Linked DNA regions of Mus musculus: region 2 is linked to region 1. A link is a loop called in an ENCODE intact Hi-C map of the cell type or tissue named here. Cell type or tissue: heart. All regions are shown on one strand. Each heading gives the region's core, and the rest is flanking DNA. Links, peaks and the distances in the headings are about the cores only. Region 1 holds the start of Ndufs3 (NADH:ubiquinone oxidoreductase core subunit S3). Region 2 holds the start of Gm23390 (a small nuclear RNA gene).

Evidence for each region. Hi-C counts contacts between places; a loop is a spot of excess contacts. Peaks named below come from ENCODE experiments on the same cell type or tissue, not always from the same donor. Only the 100,000 strongest peaks of a DNase experiment are listed, where the experiment ranks them.
Region 2: a loop joins it to region 1, with 2.5 times the contacts of the local background. A loop is called at or near these places in 2 of 42 quality-filtered maps.

Annotation. Positions count from the first base shown.
Region 1 is chr2:90,902,066-90,908,196 of GRCm38, forward strand. It overlaps Ndufs3 (NADH:ubiquinone oxidoreductase core subunit S3), which reads right to left and starts at 2,656. Exons shown (of 7, transcript NM_026688.3): 1 at 2,519-2,656; 2 at 2,358-2,423; 3 at 782-879; 4 at 298-447. The coding sequence starts at 2,582. Kbtbd4 (kelch repeat and BTB (POZ) domain containing 4) reads left to right here and starts at 2,675. Exons shown (of 4, transcript NM_025991.4): 1 at 2,675-2,844; 2 at 3,601-4,218; 3 at 5,480-5,586. The coding sequence starts at 3,630. In heart, for the core only: no CTCF peak of the experiment used is centred there; a DNase peak (open chromatin) is centred at 2,676; H3K4me3 peaks cover 2,500 bases; H3K27ac peaks cover 2,241 bases.
Region 2 is chr2:91,198,373-91,204,503 of GRCm38, forward strand. It overlaps Gm23390 (a small nuclear RNA gene), which reads left to right and starts at 1,792; the gene lies at 1,792-1,895. It overlaps Acp2 (acid phosphatase 2, lysosomal), which reads left to right and starts at 4,540. Exons shown (of 11, transcript NM_007387.2): 1 at 4,540-4,676; 2 at 5,229-5,324; 3 at 5,868-5,954. The coding sequence starts at 4,563. It also overlaps a transcript of Nr1h3 not described here. In heart, for the core only: a CTCF peak has its summit at 3,012 (motif pointing left); no DNase peak of the experiment used is centred there; H3K4me3 peaks cover 854 bases; H3K27ac peaks cover 692 bases.

The DNA.
Region 1 (6,131 bases), core at 1,625-4,124:
AGTAGCTGTCACTCAGGAAGTCTTCTATGCCCTTTCTCACCTTTAGTCCTAAAATGCCACCAATCTTTTTATAAGCTAGCATCTCATCTCATATTGCCAGTTTTCCTTGAATGCTCTGTGTGACTGTAGATGACCTTGAACTTGTGGCCCCCCTGCCGTCACTTCCACAGAGCTAGACTCGGGTGTACCAAGGATTAGAAGTGTACCAGTCCACCTAGCTTTATGCAGTGCTGGGGATCAACCTAGAGCATTGTGAGTGGAGGGCAAGTACTCTACCAAATCTCACAGTTAACTGACCTCAAAACGGTTCTGCCGAGTTGGGACATCCACTGCCGTCAAGTCAGCCAAGGATTTGAATTGTGCATTGGTGTGATCCCTGAGAAAAGTCAGCGTTGGGATGACTCCATCGGGATGGATACAGATTTCTAACTCATCAAGGCAGGACACCTGCAGACACGGAAAGGTGGTGTGGAGAGAAGACATAGCTACTAAGGGCGTAGCACACTGCAGGGATCACTTGGCTTAAGTCAGTGGTTTGTAGCCTTTCTAATGCGGTGACCCTGTAATACACACTTCCTCAGGTGGTGGTGACCCCCAGCCACATTATTTTTATTGCTACTTCATGATTATAATTTTGCCAGTTATGAATCATAACCTAAACATATGTGTTTTCTGATGGTCATAAGCAACCCCAGAAGGGTCACGACCCACAGGTTGAGAACTACTGACTTAAGGTGCCATGGTGAATTCCTGGCCCAGACCCAAGGACAACGAATATTACCTGAACTTGTTGGACATACTTGGGTAAGATTTCAGCCACATACTCTCCAAATGCTGAGAGCTGCTTGTGGGTCACATCACTCCGGGGTCTGACAGTGGCTGGAAAGGAAAAAGCATGAAGGGAGAAGGTAGCAAACACACACACACACAAACAAACTAACTAACCTCTCAGGTCTTTCTGAAGAATTTTCATTAAAAAAGAAAAAGTTTACTTTTACTATTTATTTTGGTGTTTTGCCTGCATATATGTCTATGCACACATGAATGCCTGATGCTCACAGAAGCCAAAAGAATGTTAGATTCCCTGAGACTGGAGTTACAGATGGTTCTGAACTGACATGTCCATGTTGGGAATTGTATCTGGGATGAATAGCCAGTGCTCTTAAACACTGGGCCACCTCTCCAAGCCCTCCCTGAAGGATCTTAAGAGGCATAGGTGTAAAGTACCTTCCAGGAATTAGGAAGTGTTTAAAACTCAGGGAGAAGGGAGTGGAGAGATGGCTCAGTGGTTAAGAGCACTAACTGCTCTTCCAGAGGTCCTGAGTTCGATTCCTAGCAACCACATGGGACCCGATTCTCTACTCTGCTGTGTCTGAAGACAGCTGCAGTATATTCACATACATAAAAAAATAAAAATATCTTTAAAAAAAAAGAAAAAGAAAAAACTCAGAGTGCAACACCATTTCTCTTTCTCGGTCCATACACTCTTGTTACTGTGTTGGGCAATCTTTGCTTCTTTTCTCCACTGTTCCACAGCTGTTCCTCACTTCCTGTACTCATGGTAACAATGCAACAGTGGCAGCTCCTCTCTCAGACTCAGAGCTCTTTAAGGATGGAAACCAGACTTCTGTTTCTCTTTCCCTTCTTGGTACTTGTTTATACCAAGTTCTTAATCAGAGAACTTCAGGGCTGAAGGACCCTGAAAGATTACCTCATTGCCCATACTCTATCCCCTGTCACTTTGTGTAATAGATGTCCTGGAATGAAAAGAAGCTTTCTATTTCCCAGTGTGATTCTGTTGACTGAACATAAAATCACCACAGGGTCATTCAAGTACTTGAGCACCCACACATCACAGAATCAAGGATTAAGTATTTTCTGCACTTGGAAACAGACCTGCTTTGTCGTTCACTGGAACTGTGACTGAATAATTTAATTATCTGGACCGCTTCATGATCTACATCTATATGGACAGTAAAACGTTATGCGTCTCATCAGGCTCTTATGAAGTCCAAGGTGCCTAGTAAATACTAAATTGATGTGAGCTACAATTATTTTGGACTTTGAGTCTCAAAAGTTTTTGTTACCTGCGCTCAAAGACAATTTCATCGGAGGACAAAAAAAAAAATCAAATCCTGATAACGAGCAAAAGGCGATCAAGATCAGAAGGGAACAAATATCTAGGGCACAGGAAGTGCTCGATTCTAACAGCAAAGTGGAGACCATAGCAATCTCCAAGGACAAGCAGAGATTTGCCAGGAGGGAAGGACATTCCAAGGCAAGGACAAACATCTGACAGAAACAACGAAAGGCCCCAGCTAACGTTGGGGGAAAAAGCGCCATCCGCACATACTCACGGCGCTTGTCAGCCGCCGCGCTCTCCCTTCTTACGTGCTGCCACAGCACGGAGGGTCGCCCAGCCCCTGCACAGGGAGAGAAAAGGCACAAAGGCGCGGGTGAGACTCGGGGAGGTCTCCGTGCTGCCCGTGGTCTCAACCTGCTGCTGTTCCTTGCTCACCCCTGCCTACGGAAGCGGCCCCCAAGAGCCCACGACACCAGACCCTGGCTGCAGCCGCCGCCATGTTCCTTAGTGTGCCGACTAAGTAGCCGGAGAACACACGCAGGCCACGGAGCCCCAAGGGCACGGACCGGAAGTGGAAATGTGCAGTGACTCTTCTTCCGGGCGGACGCGGGGCGGGAAGCAGAGGTTCCGGATCTGAGCCCTGGCATGAAAGGAGGTATCGCAGGTAAGAAAGACCCGCAGGTGGGGAAACCGTGAGGTGTACGTAGCCCTATCTCGGTACAGCGGAGGCCGAAGAGAAGAAGACGCAACGAACCGCACCGGTGAGAGAAAGGGAAAGGGTGGGCGTTCTGGGTTCTAAGTTCTACACCGCGCCGGCTCTTGAGCTAAGCTTTTTTAATGGGGGGCGGGGTGGGGGGGGGAGACGATGGACGGTTTCCTTGGAGACCGTTTCCTAGGCGACTCCAGGTGGCACGGTCAGATTGCACAGGGTTATGGACTTCCTTGTGCCCCCGGCCGGGGACGGCTGGGCTCTCAAGGGCTTCTTTAAGAACTCACTGGAGCGAGAGGTAAGTAAGAAACAGCAGCTTAGAAAAGAGTAAAAGTGGAAGTCCAGGCCCAAGCCTCAGTATTGGGGGGTCTGCACTCTTATGTCCAGGCAAAGAGGGAATGTAACAACAATACCTGGATGTCTTAGTTTGGCCTAATTATGCTTCTCCAGAGTCTCATTAGTTGTATATCCAAATTATTTGGTTTTAAGATCATAGGCTTCCTCCTTCGTCTTTTTCATGAGCTAACCTAAGTCCCAAGTCTTTTGTTACATCACGATCAGGAATATCCAATTTTACCTCAAGGAAAAACAACAGAGTTGGAACTTTTAATTGAATTCATTGGAGGAGAGGCCCCACTGCAGGAAAACTGGAGGAATGGCATAGGCCACATTGGCAAGACCAGGAATAAGGCCATTCTGGACCCACTTTGCTCCAGTGTCTCCCTTCTCCCTGTCTTGACTTGGACAGTTGGATTCATGGACTGTGTCTGTGAATTACCCAAATACTTAGGGTGATATTGCTTTGCAGATAGTTGGCAAAGAGAGAAGTTGGCTACCATGGAGTCACCAGAGGAGCCTGGAGCATCCATGGATGAAAACTACTTTGTGAACTATACTTTCAAAGACCGGTCTCACTCAGGCCGAGTGGCTCAGGGCATCATGAAACTGTGTTTAGAGGAGGAGCTCTTTGCTGATGTCACCATTTCAGTGGAAGGCCGAGAGTTTCAGCTGCACCGGCTGGTCCTGTCAGCTCAGAGCTGCTTCTTCCGATCCATGTTCACATCCAACCTGAAGGAGGCTCACAACCGGGTGATTGTGCTGCAGGATGTCAGCGAGTCTGTTTTCCAGCTCCTAGTTGACTATATATACCATGGGACTGTGAAACTTCGAGCTGATGAGCTGCAGGAAATTTACGAGGTGTCAGACATGTATCAGCTGACATCTCTCTTTGAGGAGTGTTCTCGGTTTCTGGCACGCACGGTACAGGTGGGCAACTGCCTGCAGGTGATGTGGCTTGCAGATAGACACAGTGACCCCGAGCTCTACACTGCTGCCAAGCACTGTGCCAAGACCCACCTGGCCCAGCTGCAGAGCACAGAGGAGTTCCTCCACTTGCCCCACCATCTACTCACTGATATCATCTCAGGTAAGCTCACGAAAGGGCTTACCACACCTAACTGGGCAAGAGTCATGTTCAGCAGATGGTCTGGCTCAGGAGAACCCCAACTTTATGTGACTAACTGTTGTTAGTTTATATTATAATTCCCTTTCTGGTAGATTTTAGATTGAGGTTGATGTTCGGTGTTGAGAGTCAGCATAGCTACTGTCAGACAGTACAGTACAGTAACTAAAGAATAAAAAGCTGCATCACTTTTCCACAAAAGGAAATAAGAAGTGCCTGATGTTTTCATCTGCCCTGTATCTTGATGGTATGCAGGACTTAAATGAATTGATGAAGATGAATCAGTATATCTAAAATAGCTAGGGATGGTGGCCCATGCCTTCAATCCCAGCATGTGGGAGACAGAGGCAGAAGCAAGCAGATCTCTTGTGAGTTCTAGGACAGCCAGGTCTACAGAATGAGTTCTAGGACAGCCAGAGATACACAGAAAACCCTGTCTCAAAAAAAAAAAAAAAAAAAAAACCCAAACCAAACCAAAAAAAAAAATCTAAAATAGGAAACATTTGGGTAATAGCCATAGGTAACCAGTGAAGTGGAACTATACTTTAGATGTGTACTCTATAGCCTGAAAGGTGACTACGATGGCATATTGTGCAATCCACTCTGCTTTTAAAAAGCAAGGCAGGGCTAGTAGTATGACTCAGTGATGTAGTGTTTCTATGGTGTATATGAGTTTCTGGGTTTGGTCCCAGCACTGCAAAATGGTAGTGCTGGGGCAATTTCAAGTTAACGTCATATTTATGTGTGCATAAAGATACATATAATGGTGGTCTAATAAAATGGTTCAAGTCCTTTTTTCTTTTTTTGAGACAGTGTCTCTTTATATAGCCCTGACTGCATGTAACTCACTATGTAAACCAGGCTGGCCTTAAACTCAGAGATAAGCCTACCTCCACCTCCGCCTCCCAAATGCTAGGATTAAAGGCATGCTCTACTACAGCCAGCTGTGGTGCAAGTCTTAAGAGCCCCTTTAAGATTGCCATTCATGAGACTGGATAGATTGCTTAGTGGTTAAAACCACTTGTTGCTCTTACAATTAAACTACCAAGGACCATGGTTTAATTCCCACCAGGAACGCCAGTTACAGGGCATCTGATGATGGATACCAAGCATACATGTGGTATACAGATATATGCAGACAAAACACAACACACACAAAATATTTTTTTAAAATCACTAAAAACGCAGTAATATTGCCACTATGTTCTTCCTTTGGCTCTCACAGATGGGGTTCCATGTTCCCAGAACCCAACAGAGGCAATAGAAGCTTGGATCAATTTCAATAAAGAGGAAAGAGAGGCTTTTGCCGAGTCACTAAGGACTAGCTTGAAGGTAAGGCACATTTGATTCTTAAGGGTTGGCATAATGTCTCTGCATTCCTCAGTGGCCCTCAGTGGCCTTCTCTCTATTTTGGCAGGGGGAAATGTGTATCTTTTGGTATGTGTGTAGGAGTCCACTGTGTGGGTCACAAGGATCAAGCTCAGGTCCTCAGGCTTGGGGCAAGCGGCTTTACTGCTGAACCGTCTCACTGGCCGTGTGTGTGTGTGTGTGTGTGTGTGTGTGTGTGTGTGTGTGTGTGTGTGTATAGAGGTATGGATCAGACAGTAAGCTATCAGAGGTCTTCCTCTGCCACGCTTTTCCTTATTGCCTTGAGTGTCTCTTAACTGAAGTTTACCATTGGCTAGAATGGCTCACCAGTCAACAAATACCCAGGCTCAATTTGTCTCTGCTCCCTCCAAACTCCCTACAAGCATGTCCAACCATGTCCAACTTATTACATAGATGCTAGAGATTTTGTAGGGATGCTCAGGTCTTCATTCCTGTACAGCAAGTGCCCTTAGCCCCCTGAGCCATCTTCCAAGCCTCTGACCTGCCTC
Region 2 (6,131 bases), core at 1,821-4,320, 300 kb after region 1:
TCTTATCATGTTGAATCTTAGGTTACCTACAAGGTGTAAATATCAAAACTGATTACAGATAAAAACTGATTCCTAAAGTCATGCTCCCAAATGAGGAATGCGTGGCAGTCCAGGGCCCTTGCTGCTCCTCCAGCGGACCCAGCTCCAGGTTCCTGTACTCATGCTGAGTGGCTCAAAACTTTCCCTAAGTACAACTCCAGAGATCTGCTGGCCTCCATGAGCACCTGGATTCATGTGCACACGCATAAGTAAAAATAAGTTCCTGCTCAAATTCAAACTTAAAGAAGACAAACCAACCTACTTTCTCCTATTAGACAAACTACCTCCAAAAACATGAAGGTGGGGGTGGGGGGGGAAGGGGATGGTTAATTCACTTGGATTTAGGTTTGCTTCTGCCAACATAGGCTAAGAAGTTGTTCTCCAGCCTGACTTTACCTTTGGAAACTGGCTTATTTGATCTGGAATAGGTACACAATGCATCTATCTAGACATGGGCATAATGATTTTTTTTTCTTTCAACTCTAATGAACCAAGGTGGAAAGAACTCGAAATGACCTGTAGAAAATAATGTCGAAGCTGAGGAGTTGCAAACTTGAAGCTTTGCTCTGGTGCAGAGCCCTCATTATCCTGGACTCAATCCTCACTGTAAAGATTGAAATAACATCTGCTTCACCAATCCTTCCTACACAGAGGCTGGCAGACACAGGGTGCAGACATACTTGAGCAAGTAGGAGGAGAGGCAAAGCCCAAAGGGGCTCTGTTCTACTTGGTGAGCTAAAGATTTACATTCCGAAAACACAGTGGCCTGGATAATTTTGCAGAGTAAAAGTTTATACTAACATTTTGTTTGTTTTTTGAGACAGGGTCTCCTGTAGCCTAGGTTGGCCCTGAACTTGCTATGTAACTGAGGCTGTCCTTGAACTCTTGATCTTTCTGCCTCAATCTTGCCATGTGCTGGGATATATATATATTTGTTGTTGTTGTTGTTGTTGTTGTTTGTTTTTCGAGACAGGGTTTCTCTGTATAGCCCTGGCTGTCCTGGAACTCACTCTGTAGACCAGGCTGGCCTCGAACTCAGAAATCTGCCTGCCTCTGCCTCCCGAGTGCTGGGATTAAAGGTGTGCGCCACCACACCTGGCGTGCTGGGATATTTAATAAAAGTCTTAAAGTTGGGCTGGTGAGATGGCTCAGTGGGTAAGAGCACCCGACTGCTCTTCCGAAGGTCCGAAGTTCAAATCCCAGCAACCACATGGTGGCTCACAACCACCCGTAATGAGATCTGACTCCCTCTTCTGGAGTGTCTGAAGACAGCTACAGCGTACTTATATATAATAAAAATAAATACATCTTTAAAAAAAAAAAAAAAGTCTTAAAGTTGCCAGGCAGTAGTAGCAAGTGCCTTTAATCCCAGCACTGGGGAAGCAGAGGCTGGCAGATCTCTGTGAGTTTAAGGCCAGCCTGGTCTACAGAGCTGGTTCTAGGACAGCCTGGGTTACACAAAGAAATCCTGTCTTGAAAAACAGAACAAAAGTGAAACAACTCCACAAGCATATGTGGGAGGAGCACGCCTATACTACCAGCATGTAAGAAAAGTGGCAGGAGAGCTTTAGAGCCCACAAAGTGAGACCTTGTCTGAAAACAAACAAACAAACAAAAAACTTCCACTAAATGCACTTGTCAGTTAATCATGTTCCATTCGATGGCACTTATGTGAATGATTTCCTTTGATAAAATCTCCAGATACCTTGGGGCTGCCATATGTACAGGCTACAAGAAACTTTCCATTACACTGCTGTCTTTGGCAGCGCATAAACTAAAAATGGAGCAATACAGAGAGATTTTCATAGTCCCTGCCTGAAGATGACATGGACATTTGTGAGGCATTCTTTATTTATTTATTTATTTATTTATTTATTTATTTTTATTTTATTTGGAGACAGGGTTTCTCTCTGTTGCTCTGGCTGTCCTAGAACTCTCTATGCCAGGCTAGCCCCAACCTCAGAGATCCACCTGCCTCTGCCTCCTAAGTACTGGAATTGAAGGCATGCACCAGCACATTTTATATTTTAAAAAGGGTTGGGATGTGGGGCTGGTGAGATGGCTCAGCAGGTAAGGGCATGTGCTATCTATCATGCTGGACCACCTGAGTTTAAACTTTGGGACCCACATTGTGGAAGGAGAGCATGGACCACTGAGAGTTGCTGTCTGACCTCTATACATGCCACGCACAAATAAATAGATATTTAAAAAAAATAAACAACAGATTATATATTAACCCAAAATCAGAAAATTTCAATTTCAAACTAGGTGTGGTAATATATACTTTGTACATTTCAGAAGTGAGGCAGTAATAAGTTCAAAGCTAGCCTTGGCTACACAGCAAAACCCTAATCCTGTCTGAAAGAAGAGAGGGAGGTTGAGAAGAAAACTGCTGAGTTGGGCAGAACGCACTTGTAATTCCAGAGCTCAGCACGTGGTAATAAGAGGATCAGAAGTGGGAGGCCAGCCTGGGCTATATAAGACCCTGTTTCAAAAGACAAACAACAACAAAAATAAGCAAATGAATTTCAATCCACTCTCTAAACTGTATACGCTTAGGCAAACTACTTTTCTCTGGGTTGGTTTCCTAACCTTATAAGTTGATGGAGGATCTTTGTGAATCACTTGACATTATATGCAAAACTATATTCTGTGTTCATGTGTAGACACATTTTTTTTGGAGAGAGGGCTAATTTTTCATGTGATTTATAGGAAACCTGTGATTTAAACAGTTAAGAAATAGCCAGGCAAGGTGGTGCATGCCTTTAATCCCAACACCCAGCCTGGTCCACAGAGTTCCAAGACAGCCAGAGCTACACAGAGCAACCCTGTCTCAAAAATCAAAATAATAAGAGAGAAAAGAGAAAAGAAAATTAAGAACTGAGGCTGAGGGGCTGGTGAAATGGCTCAGTGGGTAAGAGCACTGACTGCTCTTCCGAAGGTCTTGAGTTCAAATCCCAGCAATCACATGGTGGCTCACAACCACCCATAATGAGATCTGACGCCCTCTTCTGGTGTGTCTGAAGACAGCTACAGTGTACTTATAATAATAAGTAAATCTAAAAGAAAGAAAAAAAAAAAAAGAACTGAGGCTGCAGGCTAAGCAGCTAGAAGTATTGGCAACTCCTTCAGAGGAGGGCTCAGGTTCTATTCCCAGCACCCACACAGCTGCTTAAAGTCTACAGGGGATCCTATGCTGCCTTTTTGCCTCCAAGGACACTGTATATACATGGTTCACAGATATACATGCAAGCAAAACACCCATACATAGAAAATATTTTGTTTCATCATTGTTTTTTCCAGACAGTATTTCTCCATGTATCGCTGGCTGTCCTGGAACTTGCTCTATAGACCAGGCTGGCCTACATACAACTCAGACATCTACCCCCCTCTCCAAGTGCTGGAAGTAAAGGCATGCACCACATAGATTTGTTTGTTTTTAAGTTTAAAACTATTTAGTTTTGAAGCCTTCTTATTCTCCCCAAGTCTTTCTCAAGGTGACATCGAAAGTAAAGTTTAGGCAGTAAGGTACATAATTTTATTTGGAGTCCTGGGACAGTATCAATTCTGATCAGATTTGCATTAAAGCATATCAAGGGCCCAAGATCTCATCTGCAACTGTGTGTCACTCTAAGGTTTGGAATCACAACATCCAGACACCCAACTGGCTGCCTGCCTCCAAATCCTAAAGGCTAATGTCTGGAGGAACTCTGATTCTGTGGCAATTCCAGTTATATGCCTGCATCAAAACTGATGTAGTTTTCTGAGATTCCTCCCATAAGAATTCAATGTAGTGGGTTTGGGAAATCGGAACATCCTATGCAATCCAACTCCTCCTCAAACATGACGTTTGAGTCTAATTTAATTTAGAAATCGGTAAGCACAAGAAAAGAGCTGAAAAAAACTGGGGAGTACGAAGGTTTGTTCAGGACATGAATGGCAGACTAGACTGGATCTACCTCAAGGACACAGGGAGTCCAAAGGGCTGGTTACATGCAGTACCCTACATCTCAAACAAGCCCGCTTATCGGAACAGTGTCTAAGCCAAGGCTTACACTAAACTACACACCCAAGAGCAGAAAGTTAGGCTCTGTACTTCCCCACACCTTGCCCCAGTTTTGCACCAGCCGAGGCTCTGGGATCATTTTCAGAAGCATTCCTCAAAGCAGGCACTCGCTCTCCAGGCCCAGACCCCAACCAGGGCAAGCACCAGCTTTGTAGAAGAAGGGGTAAGCCTGACCTAGCGCCTCTACAAAAGCGAGGTGTTTAAGCCTTTTCTGCCCGGAAGGTCGCGCAACAGTCCCACCCTCGTTCATCACCGCCAATCGCAAACCTTCTCCATTTGCATTCCCTCCCAAATTCCGCCTTCTCCCACCAGACTTTCTCATTCCCGGTCTCCCGCAACCCAAAGAAAGATGGCGAAGGCTGCACTTCCGGCAAGTGTCCTTACGAATGCATCCGGGCGGCTGCAGCAGGTACCGCCCAAGGCGTTCCGGCCTCTTGCTACACAGCCTACAACAGTGATGGCCGGCAGACAGACTGGTTGGAGCCAGGCGGCTCTTCTCCAGTTCCTTCTTGGCATGTGCCTAACGGTGATGCCACCCATACAGGCCCGGAGTCTACGCTTTGTTACCTTGGTAATGGGTGACGGAGTCACCAACGGGTTCGCCAAAGCTGAAAGGGCAAAGGCCGGCTGGTAGAGGGAGGGGCAGAGCTTGTGTTCTGGGGCCGGGGTCTCACTTCTCAAGGAGGAGAAAGAACCGGTTTAGGAAACCGCTGGCCCATAGTGGGTTGTGCGGCTGGATTAAGAATTGATTTGGAGCCCTAGGCTATTTTTTTTTTTTTTTTTTTTAGGGCAGGACGACCGAGTAGGAGATATTCTTCCCTAGGATGGGAATTTAGTTAAAAGGTTGAAAGTCACCCATAAAGACGACTTTGATCTTTGTTTTCCCAGTCCCATTGCCCACTTCCTCCCCCAGAAGGCGTTGCTTTCACTACTCTTCTACCTGTGCTTTGGGGCTTTACCTATTATCTCAGGTTACATTGCATCGCCCGAACTGGGGTCTTTTTTCATCGCTCAGTAGAGAAAGATGGAGTGAAATTTCCTTTCCTGGCATGTGCAGAGGTGGGTCCTGTCCTTAACTAGAAGACCCTTCTGATTCTATAGACACACCATTTTCTTTGCTCAGCTGTATCGACATGGAGATCGGTCACCAGTGAAGACATATCCCAAGGACCCCTATCAGGAAGAGAAATGGCCCCAGGGATTTGGTCAGCTAACCAAGGTGGGTCAAAAGCCAACCTGCAAGGTCTCGGGATATGCTACGGAATGAATCACATCTGGAGCACAGAAACTGGGGCTCCTTAAACTACTAGCTTCCCACATGGGTTCTGATGGACCAGATGTCTATTTTGTTGTTTTGTTTTTGTGGTTTTGGAAATTAAACCCAGAACCTTGTCTATGCTAAGCACAGTGAGCTACATCTCTGGCTATGACCAGATTTCTTAACAACTCTGTGCAGGGGACAGTATCATTACAACTGGCCACTTCTGGAATCAAATTCACCTCTTGCCAAGGGAAGAATGCCTAAATGCCATACATAGGACTTGTGGCTAATCCCCTCTCTTTGGACTTTTTTTTTTTTTTTCCCCAGGGGTTGGGGATTTGGGGGAGGTTTAAGACAGGGTTTCCTTGTGTAACAGAGCCCTGGCTGTTCTGGACTCACTTTGTAGACCAGGCTGGCCTTGAACTCAGAGAGTGACTGCTGGGATTAAAGGCCACCATGCCCAGCTCCTCTTTGGACTTTAACTCTCAGGTTTGCCCACAGGAAGGGATGCTACAGCACTGGGAGCTGGGCCAGGCCCTGCGGCAACGCTACCATGGCTTTCTGAACACCTCTTACCACAGGCAAGAGGTAAGGTTGGGAGTTTGATTGGCAAAAGGACTGGGATCTTTGGATTATATTCTGACTGCAGAGAATCTAAGGATGAGCCTGGGCAGTCAAGGTTCCCTCTTGAACTTTTGGTCCCTGGACAAGACATCTAAGAGCTGTCTAGAATACGGCTCTGGAGTCTGAAGTGTCTCTGCTTGT